2 separate regions of the Homo sapiens genome follow, and region 2 is linked to region 1. Evidence: chromatin loops called from intact Hi-C (ENCODE). Cell type or tissue: Calu3. All regions are shown on one strand.

What was found. Hi-C counts contacts between places; a loop is a spot of excess contacts. Peaks named below come from ENCODE experiments on the same cell type or tissue, not always from the same donor. Only the 100,000 strongest peaks of a DNase experiment are listed, where the experiment ranks them.
Region 2: it touches region 1 in a loop (5-fold over the local background); 12 of 110 quality-filtered maps call a loop at or near these places.

Annotation. Positions count from the first base shown.
Region 1 is chr6:139,225,109-139,229,108 of GRCh38, forward strand. It overlaps a transcript of TXLNB not described here. Among named protein-coding and RNA genes, the nearest start is that of TXLNB, 65 kb to the right of the region's middle. In Calu3, no CTCF peak of the experiment used is centred here; no DNase peak of the experiment used is centred here.
Region 2 is chr6:139,347,870-139,351,869 of GRCh38, forward strand. No RefSeq gene overlaps it. Among named protein-coding and RNA genes, the nearest start is that of CITED2, 25 kb to the right of the region's middle. In Calu3, no CTCF peak of the experiment used is centred here; a DNase peak (open chromatin) is centred at 1,772.

The sequences.
Region 1 (4,000 bases):
ATGCATTTGACAAAATTCACACCTATTTATGACAAACACTCATAGCAAACTAGGAATAAAAGTGAATGTCCTTAATCTGATAGAAAATGTCTACAGATGCCATAGAGTAAACATTCTATTTAATAGCAAAATATGTAAGCTTTCCCTTGAGATCAGGAATAAGCTAAGAAGCCCAGTATCACCATAAACATTCAAATTCTACAAGAAGTTCTTCCAAGTACAATAATGCAAGAAAAATTAATAAAAGAGATAATGAGTGGAAAGGGAGAAAAAAATGCCATTATTTCTAGATGACATGATTGTGTGTTTAGAATATCCAAAAACATCTGCAAATAGCCTATTGTAATTAACTAGTGGATCTGATGAAGTTGCTAGCTACAAAGCCAATACATAAAAAAATTATATTTTTGTATATCGGCAGCAAACAATAATAGGAAGTGAAATTTAAATAACTATGTCATTTTCAATTGTATCATAAAACATCAAACATCTAGAATTAAACCTAATGAAAAATAAACAAAGACACCAAGAAAATATACAATGTTACTGAAAATAGTCAAAGAAGAACTAAATAAATTGAGATATTTACCACATTCCTGGATTGGAAAACTCAATATTGTGAAAACCTCAATTCTCTTCAAATTGATTTATACATTAAATTCAATCCCCATGAAAACCCCAGTGTGTGTGTGTTTGTGTGTGTAGATTGACAAGCTGATTCTAAATTATATATGAAAGTAAAAGGGCTAAGAAGTTAAGAATACTTTGAAGAACACCAAAGCAGGAAGACTTACATTATCAGCTATAAAGATTTATTATGAAGCTACAGTAATTAAAATTATGTGGTATTGGTGCAAGGATAAACAAATCAACTGAACAGAATAGAGTTTAGAAAAAAGACACACATAGGTCAGGTGCGGTGACTCACACCTGTAATCCCAGCACTTTGGGAGGCTGAGGCATGTGGATCGCTGGAGCACAATAGTTCAAGACCGACCTGGAGAACATGGAGAAACCCTGTCTCTACTAAGAATACCAAAATTAGCCAGGCTGGTGATGCGTGCCTGTAGTCCCAGCTACTCGGGAGGCTGAGGTGGTAGGATCACTTGAGCCCAGGATGCAGAGGTTGCAGTGAGCTGAGATTGCTCCACGCCACTGCACTCCAGACTGGGCCACAGAGTGAGACCCTGTCTCAAAAAAAAAAAAAAAAAAAAAAAAAGAGATAGAGAGAGAGAGAAAGACACACATACACCTGAACATTCAATTTATGACTAAAGTAGCACAAAGATGACAAAAACAAAATACAAATGTATTTGTCAAAAAAGGTAAAAGATTGATAAATTGAACACTATTAAAATTGATAAATTCTTTTAATCAAAGTATATTAAGAGAATAAAAAGGTAAACCACAGCATAGCAGAACTGATTTGTAATTGTTAAGTAATAAAGTACTGCTTTCCAGAAATATAAAGCATTACTACACATGAACAAGAAAAAACAGATAAACCATAGGAAATGAGGGAAAAAAACATCATGAATATGCATGTCACGAAAGAGGCTATACGCCTGACCAATAACTATAGAAAAAGGTGCTCAACCTCATTAGTCATCAGGAAAGGCCAATTAAAACTACAATGAGGGTCAGGTGCATGGCTCATGCCTGTAATCCCAGCACTTTGGGAGGCTGAGGCAGGCAGATCACTTAAGTCAGGAGTTCAAGACCAGCCTGAGCAACATGGCAAAACCCCGTCTCTACAAAAGATACAAAAATTAGCTAGGCATGGTGGTGCACGCCCATAGTCCCAGCTACGCGGGAGGCTTAGGCATGAGCATTCCTGGAGCCCAGGAGGTGGAAGTTGCCATGAGCTGAGATTGCACCACTGAACTCCAGCTGGGGAGACAGAGCAAGACTCTGTTTCAAAACAAAACAAAACAAAACAAACTACAGTGAGATCCCAGGTGTGGTGGCTCATGCCTGTAATCCCAGTACTTTGGGAGGCCGAGGTGGGAGGATCATGAGGTCAGGAGTTTTGCCAGCCTGACCAACATGGCAAAACCCTGTCTCTACTAAAAATACAAAAATTAGCCAGGTGTGGTGGTGTGTGCCTGTAATCCCAGTTACTCAGGAGGCTGAGGCATGAGAATCGCTAGAACCCGAGAGGTGGAGGTTGAAGTGAGCCAAAATCACACCACTGCACTCCAGCCTGGAGAAAGAGTGAGACTCTGTCTCAAAAACAAAACAAAACAAACAAAAAAAAAAACGACAGTGAGATATTACTATACGCTTCCAAATGGCTAAAATGAAAACAACTGATACATGATGTGTGGGGAGGACATAGATCAATGGGAACACTCATACACTGGTAGTTGAAATTATTGTTACAATCTATTTGGAAAACTGATTAGTAGTATCTCCTATATCTGAAATAGACACATGTCATATAACCCACCAATTTATCTCCTACATATACACATAGGAAATATCACAGCAACATTATCTGTAGTGGACACTAATTGGAAACAATTCCAATGTCAGTCAACATCGGAATAGATAAGTTGTGGTATATTCATACTATAGATCACTATATGACAATGAAAATCAATGAACTACTCCTACAAGCCAAAACGTGGATGAATTGCACATAGATAGTTTTGAGCAAAAGAAGCCAGACATAAAAGGATAACTTCACAAAGTAAAAACAAAAACAAAAAACAGCCCCCTTACACACACAAATGCACACACGCACAGGCACTCATATACACACACAGGCAAAACAAATGTGCTTTTCTCTAAGAAGGAGGGAGGGGTAACCTGTAGGATGCTTGACTATGCTCTATTTCTTGACCCAGGTGGTGGGTTACATGTGAGAATTCACTTTGTAATAAATCATCATTTTTGCAATAAAGAGTTTTTAAAGATATGTTGAGAAATTAAAATGAGAAATGAGATTTTGGAACTATTTCCATAGAAGTTAATTATTAGAATTTAGACCTCTTTTCTTTTGGTGTGCCACCATGGTGTAGCCATTCATGCTTCTTCTCATCTCTGCTACTCATTGCTGTTTGGATGCAGATGACAGCAACCCATCCAGCAACGCAACCATACCCTCTTAAAAAGGGAAACTAGGCTGGGCGCAGTGGCTCACACCTGTAATCCCAGCACTTTGGGAGGCCGAGGCGGGTGGATCACCTGAGTTCAGGCATTTGAGAACAGCCTGGCCAGCCTGGCCAACATAGTGAAACCCCATCTCTACTAAAAATACAAAAAATTAGCTGGGCATGGTGGTGGGCATCTGTAATCCCAGGTACTTGGGAGGCTGAGGCAGGAGAATCACTTGAACCCAGGAGGCAGAAGTTGCAGTGAGCTGAGATCATGCCACTGCACCCCAGCCTGGACAACAAGAGTGAAACTCCATCTCAAAAAAAAAAAAAAAAAAAAGGGAAGTTAATGGATCTAAAAAGACCAACATGTTCCAGGGGCTGAAATATGGTTACCAGGATTAAGTTTCTCTTCTTGCAACTCCACTCACCTCCTCTTGGCTTGATTCTACCTGCAGGTGATTCCTCTTGGTAGGCAGAATTACAGCAGAAAAAAACCCAATAGCTAGGTTAGACTGGACCCCACTTGGTACACGTGGGCGAGCACACTGGATCGGAGTGGCTTCAGTTCACACAAACCCCCAGATAACGTATGAATAAAATTAGTGTGAAAGTGCAACTTCATGACAAGCCAAATAGTCTCCTGCCCCACTTTCAACCCAGTTGCAGTCCATAAGCCCTCTTCTATGGCAGTTCTGGAGCTGCCACTGTCTTTGAACTAAATACTCTATCAAGTGTTACACTGTTTTAGGCCCGTCTCCTGAGGCCAGGACTGGGTGAGTGGGTAGGGCTCTGTGCTTGATGGCCCCATCCAGACTGCATGTATCCAGGACAAAGTATTTTTTCCAAGGAAGGGACATGGGCAGGAAAAAGCGATATGTCTGCTCTTTGCTAAATAATTT
Region 2 (4,000 bases), 120 kb after region 1:
TCACAATTGCAAAGACATGGAACCAACCAAAGTACCCGCTGACCAGTGAGTGGATAAAGAAAACGTGGTATATATACACCATGGAATACTACCCAGCCATAAAATAGAACAAGATAATGTCTTTGCATCAACTTGGATAGAGCTGGAGGCCATTGTTCTAAGTGAAGTAACTCAGGAATGGAAAACAAAATACCGTATGTTCTGACTTACAAGTGGGAGCTAAGTTGTGGATACACAAAGGCAAACAGATTGGTATAACAGGACTCTGGAGAGTCAGAAGGGGGAAGACGGGTGGGATAAGGGATAAAAAAAATTACATATTGGGTACAATGTATAATACTTGGGTGATAGGTACACAAAAATCTCAGACTCCACCACTATGTAATTTATCCCTATAACCAAAAACCATTTGTACCCCAAAAGCTATTGAAATAAAAATATTAAATAATAATAATAAAAGATTCTTGTGCATTTTTCTGGGATGTAGTTAAACTACTTGAAAACAGTTTGATCCTTTCGTGGCTTACTTTTAAGATTTGTTCATCAGTCTTAGGGTAGGGTTAATTATTCTTCACACTTAAGGCAAGACACTTTACCAAATGCTTTGTGAATTACAAGGTTTTTCAGTTTGGCAGGTGGGAGTGGGCACTATTCCCTGTCCTGTGTGAGTACCCACTATTATTAGCTCTAATTATTTTGGATGATTCCTTCCTTGCAACAATCTTCACTACTCTGTCCTGTAAACCCTAGCTACTTTGTTTTCTCCAGATTTTCAGCTCCATCTCCTCAACTCAGGGATACTTTGAAGCTCCTCTTCGGTTCTGTTTTTCTGTTCTGTGGCCTGAAGCCAAGCCAATCATCACTCATCTTATTTGTTTCCCATCTCCCAGCAATCAATGTTTATTGCTGCCTGACACCTAGTAACCTGAAATATGTTGTTTCATATATTTCGTCCTTTTGTGTTAGTTGTTTCGGGCAAGAGGGTTAATCTGTCCTTATTACTCCATCTTAGCCATAAGCACAAATTTTGGCAGCTACTCTTGATCATGCACATAGATTTATTGGGACTCCATCTGTTGATCATTCTCTATTGTTTTTCCTCTTATTGACAAATAATGTTTATGGGATGACAGAACAAGATAAAGTTGAGCTTGGACGAAAACTGCTATATCACCAAGAACTTTTAGTGATAGAAGTCTAATCAGAAAGTCCAAAGAGATCAATCAGTAAAATATAATTTTCTCAGGAAAAAAAAATCAGATTCAGTGCTTGGAAGCTTCAATGAAATCATATCTCAGACCCAGAATATGATTCATCTCTCCACCATAAGCCAGGAATCTGAAACAGAAGAGGTTTTCAGGGCCCTCAGATTTGCATGCCAAAGTCGTTTGGCTCAGGGGTCCTCGTCGGTGGCAGCTGAGCCTTGGTGGGTTCTGTAAACTGTGGAAAAGCCTGCTTCTTATTAAAAAAAACAACAAACAACAACAACAAAAAACTATTGTGATATAAGCAAATGAACTTCATAAACTTACAGACGCAAGAGAATACATTTCAATTCTGAAATAGCAGGGGAAATGACTGCATAATTTTTATTGTTCAGTGATTGATCTTGGAATATGAAAAGCGGGAAAAGTCTTTGAATTGATTGGTTTCTTAAAGTGGGGGTCGACGCCAGTTCTGAAAGAAGAAGGAAGTGTTTATGTGAGTCCTAAGACATTCTCAGTTGGAACTGGAAGTAGTTCTTCCAGTTCTGAGTTTGGCATGATTGATGGAGGTGGTTGGTCTGGTTCTAACCTGTTAACACAAAGTAAGCCCTGTGTAATGTTAGCCATTACTACAGATGAGGATAGGTAGAACTAGCGGGGCTGACTGTAGTCTGTGTGCTCATAGCAAGGCATATGTGGGTAGCATGCCTCAAATGCTCATCACTGTACTCTTCTGAGTTTAATTGACTGTGTGTTGCAAGCATGGTAGTCTTTTCCCCCCTGTGGCTTCTTTTTATGTTGTTTATTTTGTGTTTGGCAAACATATTTGATGACAGGGTTTAAGAAAAGTGAAGCAGAGAAACCTCATGCTGGATATTAACATGCAATTTTTACATTACCTAGAGGAGGCTTCAAAGAAAGAGTCGTGGAAATGTGCAGTTAGGGATTGGTGGCAGTCTACTGAGAAGTATACTCTACTTACAGCTACAACCCGGGAGGGAAAACTGACCAGAAATTGAATAAATGGGGCTTAGAAAAGCATGTTTCCAGAGGTGTGTGATGGGGAGATTTGAGATCAGGCAAGTGAGTATCAACTTAAAATGCTGTGGAATGCATCTCCATAGGGACCATGTCATAATAATGTCAGCCATAGCTGATGCAATTAATATTGCCATTTCTAGATGCACATTTCTTCTATGAAACAGGACATACACAAAAAGGTATCTCTTGTCAATGCAGTCTGCTGCAGGTCCAGGCAATTCTCCAGGGTGACCGCTATCTATATGGGGACTCCATGATCTAGACATGATCCTGTAACCTGTACCCTCTACGAGACATGGACCCCTCTGCTAAAGGTCAGGAGAGGAAAGAGACTGCCTTAGGCTTGGAATTGCTATATATTGACTCCTGTTCACATTTTAGTGGACAGAAACAGACTCATTACTTGCCCAAGTACAAAGGAGCTGAGAAGTAGAGCCCTCCGTAAGCAAGCCAAGGAAGGAGAGCTGGCTGTTGGAGAGCACTAGGTACTCGCCTTCTTGCTTCCAGAGCTGGGGCATATATTGCCTCATGCCTTATTTACCACTCAGCTTGGCTTGGTGAGCTCTCACTAATCTTTCTGGCTTCTAGTTACGTGATTATTTGCTTCATATTTACCTCTCCTATTAGACTTTAAACTCTGAACTACTTATTTTGTCTTGCTTCTCAACCCATAACACATACAGTATCAAGTGTTTAGTTAGACAGGCATTTGTAAATGAACCATTACCCAAAGTAGGGTAATGACAGAAGGCATCTGGGAATTTTTTTTCTGGATCTTGTCAATACTTTGTTTTGCTCACTATAGAAATGTTTAAAAGTTATAGGCTGGGCGCGGTGGCTCACACTTGTAATCCCAGCACTTCGGGAGGCCAAGGAGGGCAGATCACTTGAGGTCAGGAATTCAAGACCAGCCTGGCCAACATGATGAAACACCGTCTCTACTAAAAATACAAAAATTAGCCGGGTGTGGTGGTGGGTGCCTGTAACCCCTGCCCCTACTAGAAAGGCTGAGACAGGAGAATTGCTTGAATCTGGGAGGTGGAGGTTGTAGTGAGCTGAGATCGCACCGCTGTACTCCAGCCTGGGCGACAAGAGTGAGACTCCATCTAAAAAAAAAAAAAAATAGTTATAGCCAGCCTGATTTCACAGGTGCTAGACAAGAAGTTGCAAGACATTTACATGCCTGTATGGTATAGGTGCTACAGATCATCAATACTCACTCTAGTTTCTGATATTGGGTTATTGGCTTGTTCATGGCACAAAATTCCACCAGATAATATTAATTGTTAGGAACATAGATTATTAAAAATAGGCCGGACGCAGTGACTCAAGCCTGTAATCCCAGCACTTTGGGAGGCTGAGGTGGGCGGATCACGAGGTCAGGAGATGGAGACCTTCCTGGCTAACACAGTGAAACCCCGTCTCTAATAAAAAATACAAAAAATTAGCTGGGAGTGATGTTGTGTGCCTGTAGTCCCAGCTACTTGGGAGGCTGAGGCAGGAGAATCGCTTGAACCCAGGAGGCGGAAGTTGCAGTGAGCCCAGAGCACGCCACTGCACTCCAGCCTGGGCAACAGAGCGAGACTCCATCAAAACAAACAAACAAACAAACAAACTCCATTTCTTTAAAAATTTTCTTCAATTTTTTTCTGACTCCAAACATAATATGTATGGATTATAGAAAAATTATAAAGTAAATCAAATATAAATAAGTCTTAATTTCATTGTTCAAAAACCATTGTATTATCATCATG